Regions from separate parts of the Homo sapiens genome. Here region 2 is linked to region 1. A link is an interaction called in ENCODE POLR2A ChIA-PET data of the cell type or tissue named here. Cell type or tissue: HepG2. All regions are shown on one strand. Links, peaks and the distances in the headings refer to the core of each region. The heading gives the core; the rest is flanking DNA. Region 1 overlaps SH3GL1 (SH3 domain containing GRB2 like 1, endophilin A2). Region 2 overlaps FSD1 (fibronectin type III and SPRY domain containing 1).

Evidence for each region. ChIA-PET counts read pairs that join two places held together with the same protein. Peaks named below come from ENCODE experiments on the same cell type or tissue, not always from the same donor. Only the 100,000 strongest peaks of a DNase experiment are listed, where the experiment ranks them.
Region 2: POLR2A ChIA-PET joins it to region 1 with 6 read pairs; 8 of 35 experiments call an interaction of 5 or more read pairs at or near these places.

The regions. Positions count from the first base shown.
Region 1 is chr19:4,385,434-4,393,472 of GRCh38, forward strand. The region is part of intron 1 of SH3GL1 (SH3 domain containing GRB2 like 1, endophilin A2); the gene reads right to left. Among named protein-coding and RNA genes, the nearest start is that of SH3GL1, 11 kb to the right of the region's middle. RefSeq lists enhancers at 1,052-1,552, 3,971-4,578, 4,579-5,185, 5,186-5,794. In HepG2, for the core only: no CTCF peak of the experiment used is centred there; DNase peaks (open chromatin) are centred at 5,608, 6,051 and 6,568; H3K4me3 peaks cover 1,142 bases.
Region 2 is chr19:4,306,007-4,316,125 of GRCh38, forward strand. It overlaps FSD1 (fibronectin type III and SPRY domain containing 1), which reads left to right. Exons shown (of 13, transcript NM_024333.3): 2 at 1-35; 3 at 192-323; 4 at 1,876-1,977; 5 at 4,267-4,289; 6 at 4,469-4,590; 7 at 5,836-6,045. Among named protein-coding and RNA genes, the nearest start is that of FSD1, 6.5 kb to the left of the region's middle. In HepG2, for the core only: no CTCF peak of the experiment used is centred there; DNase peaks (open chromatin) are centred at 4,625 and 4,755.

The DNA of each region.
Region 1 (8,039 bases), core at 2,594-7,593:
CCTGGAAGGAGGGCGACCCCCTACCGGCTCCTCTGACAGCCGAGTGGACTCCTGGGCTCCAGAAACGTGATTGCAGCAGGCAGACCAAAGGTCTTTCTCCTGCCCTCCCTCCCAGCAGCACTCTTTCCTTCCGGGCCCCAAAGACCCTCCCTGGCTGTGCAGCTGCCCACTATGGAACCCTCAGCCAGTCTAGAGGTGGCACAGGGACCCCACTCAACAGAGGGGCCCACTGGTGCCTTCTTCTGACAGGCACAGAGTGCTCTGGGGCTAGCCGGGGAGGCTGCTGTGGGAAGGCTGGGAGTGGGAGAACACTGGAAAAATACACAGGATTCTGCAAGTATGAAATAAAAATGTAAAAGCTAGGGCACAGCGCAGCATTCCAGCGGCCTCCGAGCCAGCCTCTGCAGTGGGCAGCACATACCTCCCAGACACCCACACTACGCTCAGCCAGGGGTCCGACAGCTCCAAGGCTCCTCGTGGGTGGAACGCTGACTTGACCAGAGTCAGCAAGAAGCAAGATACTCTGCAGTTCTGGGGGTTGTCCTTCCTTCCTAAAATAATAGCAGGGATTCTCAACCTTAGAGAAAACCATCAGAGGCCTCAGGAGAGGATGAAGATGATCTTATGCCAGGGTGGGTGAAGGTTGGGAGATGGGGAAATTCCAACCAGGTCCCTGGGCTGCCCTCTTCTGAGCCACAAAGGCTGGCCTTGAAGGGCCAGGGCTGCCCATCTGTTTCAAACAATCGGGACTCTGATGAGTGAGGCTGTTAGGCTGATGGATGCCTGCCTGAGTCAGCTGTGGGGCCTCATCCCACAGAGGCGGGTGGCAAGGGATTGCGGCGAGGGCGGGCAGAAAGTTCCCAGAGCTTCCTTCCGCAGGGGGCTTCCTGAGAATAAGGGTCTCTGCTTAGTGCTGGGGCAAAGTCCCGAAATGACAGCAGAAAAATAATCAGTCAGCAGTTCTGCTTCCAGCACGCAGGGCTGGATGGGGGTGTCCTGGAGGAAGATATTTGCATTACTGCTTGGGTGATGTTTGGGAACTCTTTTTTTTTTTTATTTCTTTTTCACTTTTTTTTTTTTTTTTTTGGAGAACAGGGTCTTGCTATACTGCCCAGGCAGATCTCAAACTCCCGGGCTCAAGCGCTCCTCCTGCCTCTGCCTCCCTCAGAGCTGGGATTACAGGCACGAGCCACCGTGCCCAACAATGTTTGGGAACTCCTTAAGAATGCTGACTGCTGGGTCTCCAGCTTCCATGCCTTTCCCCAGGCACTCAGGACCTGGCTGTTACCAACCCATCAGCCCTCTTTCCTGAGCCCAAATCCCAGTGTGCAGGATCCCCCGATCCTAAGAGGCGAGACTGCAGAGGGCATGGCGGTGGGCCCCAAGGGAAAAGGCAACGTGCCTTCCGTGAGGCATTTCCCACAGCGTGGCAGCTAACACAAGCATAAGGCACGTGAATCACGTGGTCAGAACACAACTCCGCTGCAATTCCCCTTCTGTATTTCTTTTTCTTTTTCTTTTGAGATGGAGTCTTGCTCTGTCGCCCAGGCTGGAGTGCAGTGGTGCAATCTTGGCTCACTGCAAGCTCTGCCTCCCGGGTTCACGCCATACTCCTGGCTCAGCCTCCCGAGTAGCTGGGACTACAGGTGCCCGCCACCACATCCAGTTAATTCTTTGTATTTTTAGCAGAGACACGGTTTCACCGTGTTAGCCAGGATGGTCTCGATCTCCTGACCTCGTGATCTGCCCGCCTCGCCCTCCCAAAGTGCTGGGATTACAGGCATGAGCCACCGCGCCTGGCCCCTCTTCTGTATTTCTTATTCTGGCAAGAAGGAACTTCCAGGTGGGCACTACTATAGTACAGGCTTTGTTTTTGTTTTTTTTAGGCAGGGTCTTGCTCTGTTGCCCAGGCTGGAGGGCAGCGGCATGATGATAGCTCACCGCAGCCTCAAACTCCTGGACTTAAGTGATCCTCCCACCTCAGCCTACCAAGTAGCTGGGCTACAGGTGTGCACCGCTATGACTGGCTAATTTAATTTTTTGTACAGACGGGGTTTCATTGTGTTGCCCAAATGGGCTTGAACAACTGGGCTAAAGCAATCCTGCCTCAGCCTCCCTAAGTGCTGGGATTACAGGCAAGAATCACCACGTCCAGCCCGAACAGCTCTTTCACAAGAGAGCACACCTCAGGCTCAGGGGTGGGGTATCCAGCAAAATTTCACTCTATTGTTTTGCTGCTGTTGTATTTGTTATTCCACTTACTGTGCGGGGTTTTTTGTGTTGTTTTGTTTTTGAGGCAGAGTGCAGTGGTGCTATCTTGGCTCAAGGCAACCTTCACCTCGCAGGTTCCAGCGATTCGCCTGCCTCAGCCTCCCGAGTAGCGGGGATTACAGATATGCATTACTACGCCCGACGAATTTTGTTTGTTTTTGTTTTTGTTTTTTTGAGACAGAGTCTCGCTCTGTCGCCAGGCTGGAGTGCACTGGCGCGATCTCAGCTCACTGCAACCTCTGCCTCCTGAGTTCAAGCGATTCTCCCGCCTCAGCCTCCTGAGTAGCTGGGATTACAGCCATGCGCCACCCACGCCCAGCTAATTTTTGTATTTTTAGTAGAGATGGGGTTTCACCATGTTGGCCAGTCTAGTCTCAAACTCCTGACCTTGTGATCCACCTGCCTCGGCCTCCCAAAGTGCTGGGATTACAGGTGTGAGCCATCGTGTCCGGCCTATTCCAGTTACTGTTATTGAGCAAGGAAAAATACCACGATCCCCTTTAAAATACATTTTAAAAGTGATAAAATAAAAGTAATTTAAGAGGAAAGAGGCCGAATCAGCTAATGGGTTCAAGCTGAAGGACAGGCGATGAACCCTGGCTGTCATTTCAGGGCATCACCGCTGGCCAGCTGCCTGCTGTGGTCTGCGAGTCGTGGGAGTGTCACATTTGAACGCTGGGACAGGGGACGCAGGCTTAGAAGACAGGTACAGAGAGGGGCAGCGGAAGCACAGGAGACAGCAGGCTCAGAGACAGAAGGGGCCATCCACAGGGAGAAGTGGGAGGAGCCGCAGGGCCTATTGTGGCAATCAGAGAGAAGTCACTGCAGCAACTGGGCACAGAGGCCAGGGAGAGAGCTGCAGGATGGGTGGCCAGGCCCAGCCATGGCAAAAGTCCTAAGAATCTTGGCAAACAGGGCTGGGGAGCCAGTTTCTGGAGGCTGGGAGTGGTTTAGTTTGGGGAAGCATTCAAGCCAGGGAACCACCAACTCTGAGCAGACCGGCCCAGCCGGGCAGCAGCAGGTGCATTTCAGCCTGGCCTCGATCAAGGGGGGAAGCAGGCGTCTGGGCTTGGCTTCTTAGGGACCCTGCTCAGGCAGGCTCTGGGTCAGAGACTGCCTGTGACACAGTCAGGCCCTCGGACCTGGCCAAGTTCAGGTGACTGTCAGCTGCAGCCCTGGAGCTGGACACACACCCTAAACCACAGGAGACACTCTCTGAGCTGTTGATTTTTTCAGAGCAGTCGGACCTGTTCCCAACCGAGTTCTCCGAGGCCTTGTCAGCCACCTGCCTCCCTGGTGCTGTGACACGGCCTGGTCAGATGCCTGGCCAGCGGACCAGGGGCTGCTGTTGAGCCACCACCAGGGACACCACAGGGGCCCTGTGGAGGACAGCCCCTCACTCTGAGAAGGAGCCCTCTAGCTCAGCCTCTGTAGGGGGCGTCTCTGGCAACCTCATCAGCAGGCCAGTGCCCAGCAGAACATGGCCCATCACACATGCCCGAGCACAGCCCAGCCTCAGGAGCTGCCGTCCGATGGGAGGAGAGCACCTCACACGAACACCAGCGTGTGGCATCTGGGTGGGGGACCCCGAGGCCAGAAGCTCCAAGGGCTGAGAACTCAGTTCCCACATGCATCCCCGGAAGATGCCAAGGATAAGGGGAGATAGAAACGCGTTCGTTATAGGGCAGACAGGAAGTGGAGAGAAAATGAGGTTGGGAGGTAGGAGAGGCCGGTGACATGGACAGGAGGCAGGAGAGTACAGGGCCCCACACAGGGTGGGCGGGAGGGACTGACTGTGTGAGTTCCCATGCAGGGGAAGAGTAGCATTTAAACCTGGGACCAAGGCAGGGGCTCCAGAAGCTCCCGAAATTCGGCTGAGAGCTTGAACTGTACCCTGGGCCAGGTGGAGACCTGCTTCTCTTCCTCTAGGGCGTGCTCACACAAACTCGACACGAGGCCATCCGCTGTAGGGTGGGGGCCACGGTGGCCCATCCGTCCTTCCATGTGATATTTACCGGCTCCCTGGGGCAGGCCAGCCAGTAAACCAAACACTGGGGATGCAGCAATGAGCACAAATGCCTGGCTCCGGCGGCAATGGGCTCATATTCCAGTGGCAACGGCAATGGAATAATCACTCCCATTGGCATGAAACCATGTGGGGAGCTGTCCACTTGGGGGCCAGGGCAGAGGAGACGCATGTTCCCGGCCCAGGGAGGGGAGTGGGCCCACTCACCCCATGCCCTCGCAGGCCTGATGCCATCTGGATTCTGAGTATCTGCCATGACCACCGCCCCTACAGACTGTGTCACACGCGGCATGACCCCTGCTGGGTGCTTCGTCCCCTTACCCAGGTGTGGAACTGCGGCCCGCTAGGCGGGAGCCCCCTCCCAGGCGGTCAGTGGGCCGCTGCTGAGTCAGGTCCAATGGAGGAAACTGTCCGTCTATCTTCCTGCTGTGGTGAGGAGGTCTCCCCGTGACCCTGCTCTCAGGGCCTGGTCAGCAGGTTTTTCTAGGAGTGGAGAGGAAAAGGAAGACAGGGCCGTCCTCCCAGAGCCTGAGTTCAGGGAGCCCTGGGTACTGCTTAACAGGAAATGAGCAGAAACGCACCAAGCTGCAGTGCTCAGGAAAAGTGCTTGCCAAATCCAGCCCTGCAAAAGGCGAGAGATAGAGAAAGAGAGAGACAGGCAGGCAGACAGACAGGAAGAAGGTGTGGAGAGGACAGACAGAGAGAGAGGAAGAAGAGGTGAGAGGGCAAAAGAAGGGAGAGACAGAGAGAAAGACAAGGGAAGAGTGAGAACAGAAAGAGAGGAAGAAGAGGGGGGAGAGATAGGGAGAGGAGGGGAGAGAAGGGAGAGAGGGAAACCCGCTGCAGCCCTGGCCACCACATTCTTTCATCCGCTTTCCAGGGACAGCTTCGAAAAAGAACCAGAAGAGACCGCCCCCTGACACTTCAGCTCACACATTAAAAAGCCATTAGAGTTGGAGAGCTCAGGTCCTGCTGAGATGCCTCCAGAGCCTGTTGAGCTCCTGACACCTACCCCACCCCCACCCCGGGGCAATGCTTCCCCTTCCAACCCTCCCGGCACTTAAAGACCTCAGGGGCTTGGAAAAGAGAAACATGGAGGCCGCTCTGAGCTTCTCCTCTAAGCTCTGCCCCGGGCAGCGCCGAAACCTGCGGCTGCCTCCGAAATCCTACTGGGGACGTTGGCAGCATGCTCCAAATTAAACACGACGTTTCCCCAGATCAGATCAGTTGCAAAACACTGGAAACAATCACGGAGGAGGAAAAGGGCTAAGGCAGCAGTGAAGGCTTGGCTGTACCCTAGGCCCCTGGATTAAAGTCCACTGGACACAGAGACACAGGCAGGTCTGAGCGGGACGGGCCTCAACCTGCAGGTTTCTCCTTTGAGGAAAAAATGCAACAGACACACACACAGACATCTGAGGGGCCCAGCTGCCAGCTCAGACCTCAGGTGCACTGCGCACGTGACAGCGGCCACCCCTGGGTGGCCAGGGGTGGGGTGAGCAGTGTCATGTTCTCTGTGTGCTTGATAGGTCTGGGGTGTCAAAATGTGACAGCCCCCAATTTCTTCAACTGAGCGGCATAAGGTGAGACACCTCATCTCGCACTCACAGGCTGTTATTAGGGGCACCTGGAATATAATTAAGTACTGCAGAGCTGGGCTTTAACACACACCCAGATAAGCAGGGCGATCAGCACCCACGGAGCCCCAACTGGTCTTTGGTGAACACGGGATTCTGAGTCAGAGACAAACTTTTAGCCGAACTTTCAGCCCTTGACTTGTTCTGGGACCTACTGTACAGCAGTCACGGGTGGCAGAAATCGGAGTCTGATGACCCCTTGGTCCTGGTTTGTTAAGAATGGGAAAACGTAGGATGCTGCTTGGTTACAAAGTGCCCAGTGACCACCAACAGCCAACCCTGTGAAGGGGGCCAGGTGAGCCAGGTTTCACAGACAGGCCCGGGGAGCCGTGGGGTGTAAGGAGCCTCTAGCTTCCTTTGGGGAAAGGCAGTCTCAAACTTCTGTGTCTGCACAGCCCAGCTGGCACACAGTTCAGGCCTCCACACAGCTGCTGGTTCCACCCGTCTGCAAGCCAGAAACAGAGTGAGCCCTGCCTGTCCTGGGGTGGCCCAGGGTCCACGCCGCCGGCTCCAATGCCGGCTCCAATGCCTCAAGGCACACACCAGTACATGCCGCACGTTCCTGGATTCAGTCACCAGAGCTTCCTGCAAGAACGGACTTAACTCCATTCCCATCATACGTGGACATCACAAAGCAAAGTCCCTTCCTACATCTGTTGCCAACACCTCCCCGAGGGAGAGGGGGCTTCCGGAGGTCAGCCTGCAGCTGCTGGACTCACCGGCCTTGTCCCGGGCACAGCCTCTGAATCACCAACGCCGGCCCTTACCAGCCCACACAAAAGTGCCTCTCAACTACCTGTCACTCCCAGCACAAGGGTATACACTTTTATCTGTGCCAAGGTGAAGGGGTTATGAACCCCATATTTTTGTATCTTAAGATTATTCCCACTGGCTCACGCCTGTAATCCCAGCACTTTGGGAGGCAAGGCAGGGAGATCACTAGGTCAGGAGTTCAACAACAGCCTGGCCAACATGATGAAACCCTGTGTCCACTAAAAATACAAAAATTGGCCAGCTGTGGTGGCGCACGCCTGTATTCCCAGCTACTCAGGAGGCTGAGGCAGGAGAATTACTTGGACCCAGGAAGCGGAGGTTGCAGTGACCTGAGATCGGCCCGCTGCACTCCAGCCTGGGACAGAGCAAGACTCCGTCACACACACACACACACACACACACACACACACACACACACACACACACACAAAAGATCATTCCATGTTTATGGCTTAACAAGTCAAGCACTTTGGTAGGAAAACCAAGAGTGGCCCCACAAAGTGAGGTTTTAAAAAAGAGGTCAGGGCCGGGCACGTGGCTCAGGCCTGTAATCCCAGCACAATGGGAGGCCAAGGCGGGCGGATCACCTGAGGAGTTCAAAACCAGCCTGGCCAACAAGGCGAAACCCCGTTTCTACTAAAAATACAAAAATTAGCTGGGCATGGTGGCAGGCACCTGTAATCCCAGCTACTCAGGAGGCTGGGGCAGGAGAATCGCTTGAACTGGGCAGCAGAGGTTGCAGTGAGACAAGATCGTGCCACTGCACACCACCTTGGGAGTGGGGACAGAACAAGACTGCATCTCAAATACGTAAAATTTTAAAAAATCATAACAACCCGGGCGTGGTAGCTCACACCTGCAATCCCAGCCCTTTGAGAGGCTGAGGCAGGAGGATCACCACCTGAGGTCAGGAGTTCGAGACCAGCCTGGTCAACACAGCAAAACCTCATCTCTACTAAAGATACAAAAATCAGCTGGGCGTGGTGGCACATGCCTGTAATCCCAGCTACTTGGGAGGCTGAGGCAGGAGAATTGCTTGAACCCAGGAGGCGGAGGTTGCAGTGAGGTGAGATTGCGCCACTGCATTCCAGCCTGGGCAATGGTGTGAGACTCCGTCTCAAAAACAAAAAAAACAAAAATAACAAAACAAACAAACAAAAAAAAACACCATCATAAATAAACTAAAAAAAGGTCAGGGCCAAGCACAGAGGCTCACGCCTGTAATCCCAGCACTTTGAGAGAATGAGGAGACAAGATCACTTGAGTCCAGGAGTTCAAGACCTGGAGTGGTGGGGTTTAAGGAGCCTCCAGCCTAGGCAACATAGTGAGAC
Region 2 (10,119 bases), core at 2,709-7,708, 79 kb before region 1:
TCTACTCCCTGAAACAGATGCTGCTGAACGTGGAGGTGAAGGCGGTGGGGCAGTCCTGGGGAGGTAAGGGGAGGGGAGGAAGCTGGAGGGTGCAGCCTTAGGAACTGGCCCATTGCTGTTGATGCCTGTGGGAGGTCTCAGGTTCCCTCTCTGAACACGGGCTTTGGCCGATTCTGGCTGTTCCGACCCAGGCGAACTCGGCGAAGGTGCAGGAGGACCTCGAAGCAGAGTTCCAGTCCCTCTTCTCCCTCCTGGAGGAGCTGAAAGAAGGCATGCTTATGAAGATAAAACAGGACCGTGCCAGCCGTACCTACGAGCTGCAGGTGAGGGCTGAGGGCATCTTCCTCTCCCCCCGCCCCTCCTACTCAACAGAACGTAGCTGACCTCGGCACCTTCCTCCAAAAACTGGGTGCTCTCGAGTTTCTGATCTCTCCCCTGACCCCTCCATCCACCTGTACACTCTCTCTTTTTTTTTTTTGAGACGGAGGTCTCGCTCTGTCGCCCAGGCTGGAGTGCAGTGGCATGATATCGGCTCACTGCAACCTCCGCCTCCTGGGTTCAAGCAATTCTCCTACCTCAGCCTCCCAAGTAGCTGGGATTACAGGTACCCGCCATCATGCTGGGCTAATTTTCGTATTTTTAGTAGAGATGGGGTTTCACCGTGTGGGCCAAGCTGACCTCAGGTGATCCTCCTGCCTCAGCCTCCCAAAGTGCTGGGATGACAGGCATGAGCCCCCGCGCCTGGCCCATCTGTGCTCTCTCTGAATCCCCTCTCCATCACGGCGTCCCCGAGTCTGGCTCAGATCTTCCCCTCCTGTCTTCACTCAGTGCCTCCGGTTTCTCAGCCCTTCCCACTGGCCCCCCAGATCTGAAGGTATCACCTCCACTCAAACACCACCCATGGCTCCCGTGGGCTGTCACTCAGACTCCAAGCTGGAGTCACACAGGCTGCATCCAGACCTCCTGGGCAACTTCCTGACATCCCAGATTCCTGTCCCAGGGGGAATCTAGAGCCCTGGAGCTCGGATGTGGCCTAGGCATGTGAGTTTTTGGTTTGTTTTGTTTTGAGACAGAGTCTTATTCTGTCACCCAGGCTGGAGTCCAGTGGCGCAATCATGCCTCACTGCAGCGTCCGCCTCCCAGGCTTAAGCGATTCTCCCATCTTAGCCTCCCAAGTAGCTGGGACCACAGGAAGGTGCCACCACGCCCAGCTCATTTTTGTATTTTTTGGTGGAGACTGGTTTTCACCATGTTGCCTAGACTAGTCTTGAACTCATGGGCTCAAGCGATCCTCCTGCCTTGGCCTCCCAAATTGCTGGGATTACAGGCATGAGCCTCTGTGCCTGGCTCATGTGAGTTTTTTTTGTTTTGTTTTGTTTTTGAGATGGAGTCTCTCTCTGTGACCCAGGCTGGATCAGTTGCACAACCTCAGCTCACTGCAACCTCCGCCTCCCGGGTTCAAGTGATTCTCCTGCCTCAGCCTCCCGAGTAGCTGGGATTAGAGGTGCCCACCACCACACCCAGCTACTTTTTTCTATGTTTAGTGGAGACAGGGTTTCACTGTGTTGGCCAGGCTAGTCTTGAACTCCTGACCTCAGGTGATCCTCCCGCCTCAGCCTCCCAAAGTGCTGGGATTACAGGCCTGAGCCACCACACCCGGCCTTACGTGTTTTTAGGGAAGGGATTCCCCAGGGATTCTGTTCTGCTCCCCGAGCCCAGCCCCATTTGGTGGGGCGCTCAAGGCTCCAATCTCCATCTCTCACCTGGAGTTCGAGAAGGGCATGGTACCCTGGATTCTGAATGGGGTGGGGAGCCCTCAGGGGGCCTGAGGCAGTGGGGTGAGTTGTCCCCTCCTTTGGTGCCTGGTATCCACAGAACCAGCTGGCTGCCTGCACGCGGGCCCTGGAGAGCTCCGAGGAGCTTCTGGAGACAGCCAACCAGACTCTGCAGGCCATGGACAGCGAGGACTTTCCTCAGGTGGGTGCCTCTGATGCTGCCAGGTAAAGAACAGTGTGCCCAGTCACGTTTGCATTTCAGGTGAACAAGCACATTTTTAGTGTAAGTATAGCCCACCCATGCGATAGTTGGCAAAAGTACATACTGATACCAAGAAAGTGTCCAGGCCGGGCACAGTGGCTACGCCTGTAATCCCAGCACTTTGGGAGGCTGAGGCAGTGGATCACCTGAGGTCAGGAGTTCAAGACTAGCCTGGCCAACACGGGGAAACCCCATCTCTACTAAAAATACAAACATTAGCTGGATGTGGTGGTGGGCGCCTGTAATCCCAGCTACTTGGGAGGCTGAGGCGGGAGAATCGCTTGAACCTGGGAGGCAGAGGTTGCCGTGAGCTGAGATTGTGTCACTGCATTCCAGACTGGGCAACAGAGGGAGACTTCATCTCAAAAACAAAGAAAAAAAGAAAAGAAAGCATTCAGGCTGGGTGCAGTGGCTCATGCCTGTAATACCAGCAGTTTGGGAGGCCGAGGCAGGAGGATTGCTTGAGGCCAGGAGTTTCAGACCAACATGGGCAACATAGTGAAACCCCATCTCTACAAAAAATAAAATAATTGGCCAGGCACAGGGGCTCATGCCTGTAATCCCAGCACTTTGGGAGGCCAAGGCGGGCGGATCACGAGGTCAGGAGATCAAGACCATCCTAACACAGTGAAACCCCGTCTCTACTAAAAAAAAATACAAATAAATTAGCCGGGCGTGGTGGCGGGCACCTGTAGTTCCAGCTACTCGGGAGGCTGAGGCAGGAGAATGGCGTGAACTCGGGAGGCGGAGCTTGCAGTGAGCCAAGATCGCGCCACCGCACTCCAGCCTGGGCAACAGAGCGAGACTCCGTCGCAAAAAAAAGAGATTGAGACCATCTTGGCTAGGACGGTGAAACCCCGTCTCTACTAAATATACAAAAAGTTAGCCGGGCATGGTGGCGGGCACCTGTAGTCCCAGCTACTCAGGAGGCTGAGGCAGGAGGATGGTGTGAACCCGGGAGGCAGAGCTTGCAGTGAGCAGAGATCGCACCACTGCACTCCAGCCTAGGTGACAGAGCAAGACTCTGTTTCAAAAAATAAAATAAAATAAAATAATTAGCTGGGTGTGGTGGCACACACCTGTGGTCCCAGCTACTCAAGAGGCTGAAGTGGGAGGATTGTTTGAGCTCCAGAGTTCAAGGTTACAATGAGCCGTGATTGTTACACTGCACTCTAGCCTGAGGGACAGAGCCAGACCTTGTCTCAAAAAAAAAGAAAAAAAAAGTATTCATTGTTGATCTGAAATGCAAATGAATAAATACTTTTTTAGTATAAGGGTATATATGTGCACACTAAGAACTGCATTTGTGTGAGTATATCCCAAAGAGTGCATGGGACATAGTCATGATTTATCTGAAATGCCAATTTAACTGGGCATCCTGTAGTTTTATTCAGTGAATTTGCCAGCTGTATGGGCTGGGTGTGGGCAGGAGGTTGGGGTGGGGATGGGAGCCTGTCTTGGCCATCCTCTGTCTTCAGGGCACAGTCCAGAAGTGCAGGGACACTTTGGCAAATACCTTCCTCGAGAGGCCTCAGTCTTCATGTCTGTAGAGTGGCTTTATGATTTGGTAGAAACAAATCTTTGGGCCGGGCGCAGTGGCTCACGCCTGTAATCCCAGCACTTTGGGAGGCTGAGGCGGGCCGATCATGAGGTCAGGAGATCAAGACAAGCCTGGCTAATACAGTGAAACCCTATCTCTGCTAAAAATACAAAAAATTAGCTGGGTGTGGTGGCGGGCGCCTGTAGTCCCAGCTACTCGGGAGGCTGAGGCAGGAGAATGGCGTGAACCCGGGAGGCGGAGCTTGCAGTGAGCCGAGATCGTGCCACTGCACTCCAGCCTGAACGACAGAGCAAGACTCCATCTCAAAAAAAAAAAAACACAAAAAATGAAACAAATCTTTGGGCCAGGCACGGTGGCTCATGCCTGTAATCCCAGCACTCTGGGAGGCTGAGGCAGGCGGATCACCTGAGGTCAGGAGTTTGAGACCAGTGTGGCCAACATGGCAAAACCCCATCTCTCTAAAAATACAAAAAATTGGCCGGGTGTGGTGGTGGGTGCTTGTAATCCCAGCTACTCAGGAGGCTGAGGCAGAATTGCTTGAACCCAGGAGGTGGAGGTTGCAGTGAGCCGAGATCTCTCCACTGCAATCCAGCCTGGGCAACAGAGCAAGACTCCGTCTCAAAAACAAAAAAAGAAATCTTTGAATGTTGTTCTGTTCCTCTCTCTAGGCTGCCAAGCAAATCAAAGATGGGTAAGACACTGGGGTCTGGCCCCCACCCCACTACCCTGCCCCTGGTGTGAAGACAGGGGCCACCTGGTGAGGGTGTCTCATCTCAGAGCCCTGGACGGGAGCCCTGGGGAGGGGCCCCCTCGCGCCACGGATGACCAGGCCTGGTCCCCCACGCAACGCCTGCCACCTCCTTCCTGCAGAGTGACCATGGCCCCTGCCTTCCGGCTATCATTGAAAGCGAAGGTCAGTGACAACATGAGTCACCTCATGGTGGACTTCGCGCAAGAGCGGCAGATGCTACAGGCACTCAAGTTCCTGCCTGGTGAGAGGGGCACGCACTAGAGGGCCAGGACTTCCGGGGAATGACCTGGGAGGCTAGGAGGCCCTGAAACAGGACCTGGAGTATGGTGGACGACCCGGTGTCTGAATTCCGCCTGGGGGAGGTGGAGCTCTGAGAATTCCACGCCCTGTGGGGGGTGGAGTTCTCATGGAGCCCCGCCCCTGGGTGGAGCCATGGGAAGACCCCACCCACTGTGTAGTGACATCCTGGGAAAACTCTGTACCCAGGGGTGGAACTGTGAGAATACCATGTCCTGTGGGGTTGGTTGAGTCCTCATGAGGCCCCGCCCTGGGGTGGAGCCATGAGAAGGTCAAACTCACCAGGTGGGAAAATCCTGTCCCCAGGGGTGGAGCCCTGAGAATAGCACGTCCTGTGGGGGTGGGGTATTCATCAAGTCCCGCCCATGGGTGGAGCCATCAGAAAGCCCCACCCACCAGGGGGTGAGGTCCTGGGAAAACTCTGTCCACAGGGGTGGAGCCCTGAGAATACCATGTCGTTGGGGGAGTGGAGTCCTCCCGAGACCTCCTCCCTGGATAGAGCCACGAGAAGGGCCTGCCCACCACATGGTAGCTCCTGGGAAAACCCTGTTTCCAGGGGTGGAGCCCTGAGAAGGCCACGTCCCCGAGGAGAAATGGACTGAGAACCCAGCCTGTCTATGATGCAGCCCCAAAGAAAGCCGCATCCCTCATTGGCAGAGATTTTGGAATAATTCTGCCTGTAAATGATGGAATCCCAAGAAAGCTCAGCCCTCCCCCAACCCACTGATGGAACCTTAGCGTCTCCATGGCCGGGCGCGGTGACTCACGCCTGGAATCCCAGCACTTTGGGAGGCCGAGGCGGGTGGATCACTTGAGGTCAGGAGTTCAAGACCAGCCTGGCCAACATGGAGAAACCCTGTCTCTACTAAAAATATAAAAAATTAGCCGGGCCATGGTGGCTCACGACTGTAATCCCAGCTACTCAGGAGGCTGAGGCAGGAGAATCGCTTGAACCAGGGAGTCGGAGGTTGCAGTGAGCCAAGATCGTGCCACTGCACTCCAGCCTGGGTGACAAGAGCAAGACTCTGTCTCTAAAAAAAAAAAAGTCTCCACCCTGCCAAACATGGAACCCCTTTGTGGCCATGCCCCCAAAATTGTCCAACATGTGGTTGGGCAGCCCTGCAGCAAGCCCCCTGCCCCCTGAACCAGGCACAGAATCCCGACCCCCTCTCCTTTCCGTCTTGGTCAGTGCCCAGCGCACCCGTGATCGACCTGGCTGAGTCCCTGGTGGCAGATAACTGTGTGACCCTGGTGTGGCGCATGCCGGATGAGGACAGCAAGATTGACCACTACGTGCTGGAGTACCGGCGGACCAACTTCGAGGGCCCGCCCCGCCTCAAGGAGGACCAGCCCTGGATGGTCATCGAGGGCATCCGGCAGACAGAGTACACCCTGACAGGTAAGGGCAGTGTGTGCCAGCTCCGCCCAGCTGTGAACAGCCACCTCTTCCAGCCTCCCGTCTCGCCATCAGTCACTGGGGGCCTTGGGGACGATCCCCAAAGCTCATGGGGTCTGGAAGCAGCCTGGGGAGGTGGATCAGAAATATGAGACAGTGGCCAGGCGCGGTGGCTCATGCCTGTAATCCCAGCACTTTGGGAGGCTGAAGCGGGTGGATCGCCTGAGGTCAGGAGTTCAAGACCAGCGTGGCCAACATGGTGAAACCCTATCTCTACTAAAAATACAAAAAAATTAGCCGGGCATGGTATCGGGCACCTGTAATCCCAGCTACTCAGGAGGCTAAGGCGGGAGAATTGCTTGAACCCGGAAGGTGGAGATGGCACTGAGCCGAGATCGCGCTATTGCACTCCAGCCTGGGCAACAAAAGCGAAACTCATCTCAAAAAAACAAAAAATAATAATAATGAATATAGGCCGGGCGCGGTAGCTCACGCCTGTAATCCCAGCACTTTGGGAGGCCGAGGCGGGCCGATCACAAGGTCAGGAGATCGAGACCATCCTGGCTAACACGGTGAAATACTGTATCTACTAAAAAAATACAAAAAATTAGCCGGGCGTGGCGGTGTGCACCTGTAGTCCCAGCTGCTCAGGAGGCTGAGGCAGGAGAATGGCGTGAACTCGGGAGGCGGAGCTTGCAGTGAGCCTAGATTGCGCCACTGCACTCCAGCCTGGGCGACAGAGCAAGACTCCGTCTCAAAAAATAAATAAATAAATAAATAAATAAATAAATAATAATAATGAATATATTTTTCCAGACATGGGATCCTGCCATTTCCCTAGGCTGGTCTCCAACCCCTGGCCTCAAGCAGTCCTGCCTCAGCCTCCCAAATAGCTGTGTACTGTCCTCGGAGCAGGGAACAAAGCAGACAATAATCTTTTCCCTCCTAGAGCTGGCGTTCTGGATTCACCCTCCAAGTATTTGGGGTCCTCCTTGGCAGTTACAAGAAATTGAAAGCTGGCCAGGCATGGTGGCTCAAGCCTGTGATACAGCACTTTGGGAGGCTGAGGCAAGAGGATTGCTTGAGGCCAGGAGCTGGAGACCAGCTTGGGTAACAAAGCAAGAGCCCATCTATAAAAAAAAAAAAAATTTAAAGTTACCTGAGCATGGTGGTCCCCGCTACCAAGGGAGGCTAAGGTGGGAGGATTGTTTGAGCCCAAGAATTGGAGGCTGCAGTGAGCCATGACTGCACCACCGCACTCCAGCCTGAGCAACAGAGCGAGACCCTGTCTCTACTAAACAAAGAGAGAAAAATAAAGAAAAAAAAAAACAAAACCCAAGGAATCCACCCAGCTGGTGGAGGTAGGGTCTGAAGGGGGAAAGCCTCCTGGGCCGGGCGTGGTGGCTCACACCTGTACTCCCAGCACTTTGGGAGGCTTAGGCGGGCGGATCTTGAAGTCACGAGATTGAGACCAGCCTGACCAACATGGTGAAACCCTGTCTCTACTAAAAATACAAAAATTAGCTGGGTGTGGTGGCGGGCGCCTGTAATCCCAGCTACTCGGGAGGCTGAGGCAGGAGAATTGCTTGAACCCAGGAAGCAGAAGTTGCAGTGAGCTGAGATTGCGCCACTGAGCTCCAGCCTGGTTACAGAGCGAGACTCCGTCTCAAAAAAAAAAAAAACAAAAAGCCATCCTGGCCAGGCGTGGTGGCTCACGCTGTAATCCCAGCACTTTGGGAGGCTGAGGTGGGTGGATCACTTGAGGTCAGGAGTTCAAGACCAGCCTGGCCAGCATGGTAAAACCCTGTCTCTACTAAAAATGCAAAAAAATTAGTGGGGCATGGTGGCGGATGCCTGTAGTCCCAGCTACTTGGGAGGCTGAGGAGTGAGAATCACTTCAGCCTGGGAGGCGGAGGCTGCAGTGAGCAGAGATCGCGCCACTGCACTCCAGCTTGGGCAACAGAGGGAGACTCCGTCTCAAAAAAAAAAAAGAAAAAAAAAGCCATCCTGATCCAGGGGAATCCCGGAGGGGCGGGGAGAGGCTGGCTGACGGGTTTAACTATCACCATTCACTAGCTGCTTTTGGGCTGTAATCAGCCAGCTAGTTATCTGTAATTAGCATACATGGTTAATCATGAGCACGCTAACTGCAGGGGGAAAAGTCATCAGCCTCAGGAGCTGCAAACAGCCATTGGCTTATCCTTTGCTTGAGAATCAAAATAAACACACCCCTTTTATTTGTTGTAAATAGGATTCCTCAAATCCCTCCTCCAAGTGCCCCCGCCTTTTGGTTTTGTTTTCTTGTAACTTTGTATTTTGAAATAATTATAGATCCACAGGAAGTTGCCAAAACAACTAAAACAAAAAGTACAGTGAGGACCCATGTAGTCAGCATAAAACCCGGGAAATGGACACGGGTGCAGTGGACTCACATTCTACCTTTTTTTTTTTTTTTTGAGATGGAGTCTCGCTTTGTCGCCCAGGCTGGAGTGCAGTGGCCTGATCTCGGCTCACCGCAACCTCCGCCTCCTGGGTTCAAGCAATTCTCCTGTCTCAGCCTCCCTAGTAACTGGGATTACAGGCGCCCACCACCATGCCTGGCTAATTTTTGTATTTTTAGTAGAGATGGGGTTTCTCCATGTTGACCAGGCTGGTCTCTAACTCCTGACCTCAGGTGATCCGCCTGCCTCGGCCTCCCAGTGCTGGGATGACAGGCGTGAGCCACCACGCCCCGCCACATTTTACCAGTTTTACACGCGCTCATTCGGGTGTTCCACACAGTTTTCTCCCATGTGTAAATTCATGTCACCACCAACACCACGGTCAAAGTATAGATCTCTTCTGTCACTACGAGGCTTCCAGGTGCTACGCTTTATAACCATGGCTTCCTGCCTTTGACAGACTTCCTAGTGAGTGAATTCCTCAGGGCAGAAAGTTGGATTCATGGAAAGCTGTGCAGGAGTAAGGATACCGATGAAAGCAGCTGCCTATGTGGTCGTTTGCAATCCACCTACTGTTTTGTTGATTGCTTGGAAAGATGGGAGGGTTTGGGTTATTTTCTTCTTTCTTTCCCTTTTTTCTTTTTTCTTTTTTTTGAGACAGAATCTCGCTCTGTCGCCCAAGCTGGAGTACAGTGGCTTGATCTCGGCTCTCTGCAACCTCTGCCTCCCAGGTTCAAGCGATTCTCCTGCCTCAACCTCCCAAGTAGCTTGGACTACAGGCACTATAGGCATGCGCCCCAACGCCTGGTTAATTTTTTTTTTTTTTTTTTTTTTTTTGAGACAGAGTCTCACTCTGTTGCCCAGGCTGGAGTGCAGTGGTGCTATCTCGGCTCACTGCAAGCTCCGCCTCCCGGGTTCACGCCATTCTCCTGCCTCAGCCTCCCAAGTAGCTGGGACTACAGGCGCCTGCCACCACGCCTGGCTAATTTTTTGTATTTTTAGTAGAGACGGGTTTTCACCGTGTTAGCCAGGATGGTCTTGATCTCCTGACCTTGTGATCCGCCTCCGTCGGCCTCCCAAAGTGCTGGGATTACAGGCGTGAGCCACCGTGCCTGGCCTTTTTTTTTTTTTTTTTTTTTGAGTTGCAGTCTCGCTCTGTCACCCAGGCTGGAGTGCAATGATGCGATCTTTGGCTCACTGCAACTTCTGCCTCCTGGGTTCAAGCAATTCTCCTGCCCCAGCCTCCCCAGTAGCTGGGATTACAGGCCCCCGCCACCACACCTGGCTAATTTTTGTGTTTTTAGTAGAGACGGGGTTTCACCTTATTGGCGAGGCTGGTCTCTTGGCCAGGCTGGTCTCGAACTCCTGACCTCAGGTGATCTGCCTGCCTCAGCCTCCCAAAGTGCTGGGATTATAGGTGTGAGCCACCGCGCCTAGCCAGTTTTTTGTATTTTTTAGTAGAGACAGAGTTTCACCATGCTGGCCAGGCTGGTCTCAAACTCCTGACCTTATGGGTTCCTCCTGCCTCCACCTCCCAGATGTGCTGGGATTACAGGCGTGAGCCACCGCACTTGGCCTTTTTTTTTTGAAAGACAGGTTCTTGCTATGTAGCACAGGCTGGAGTGCAGTGATGCAA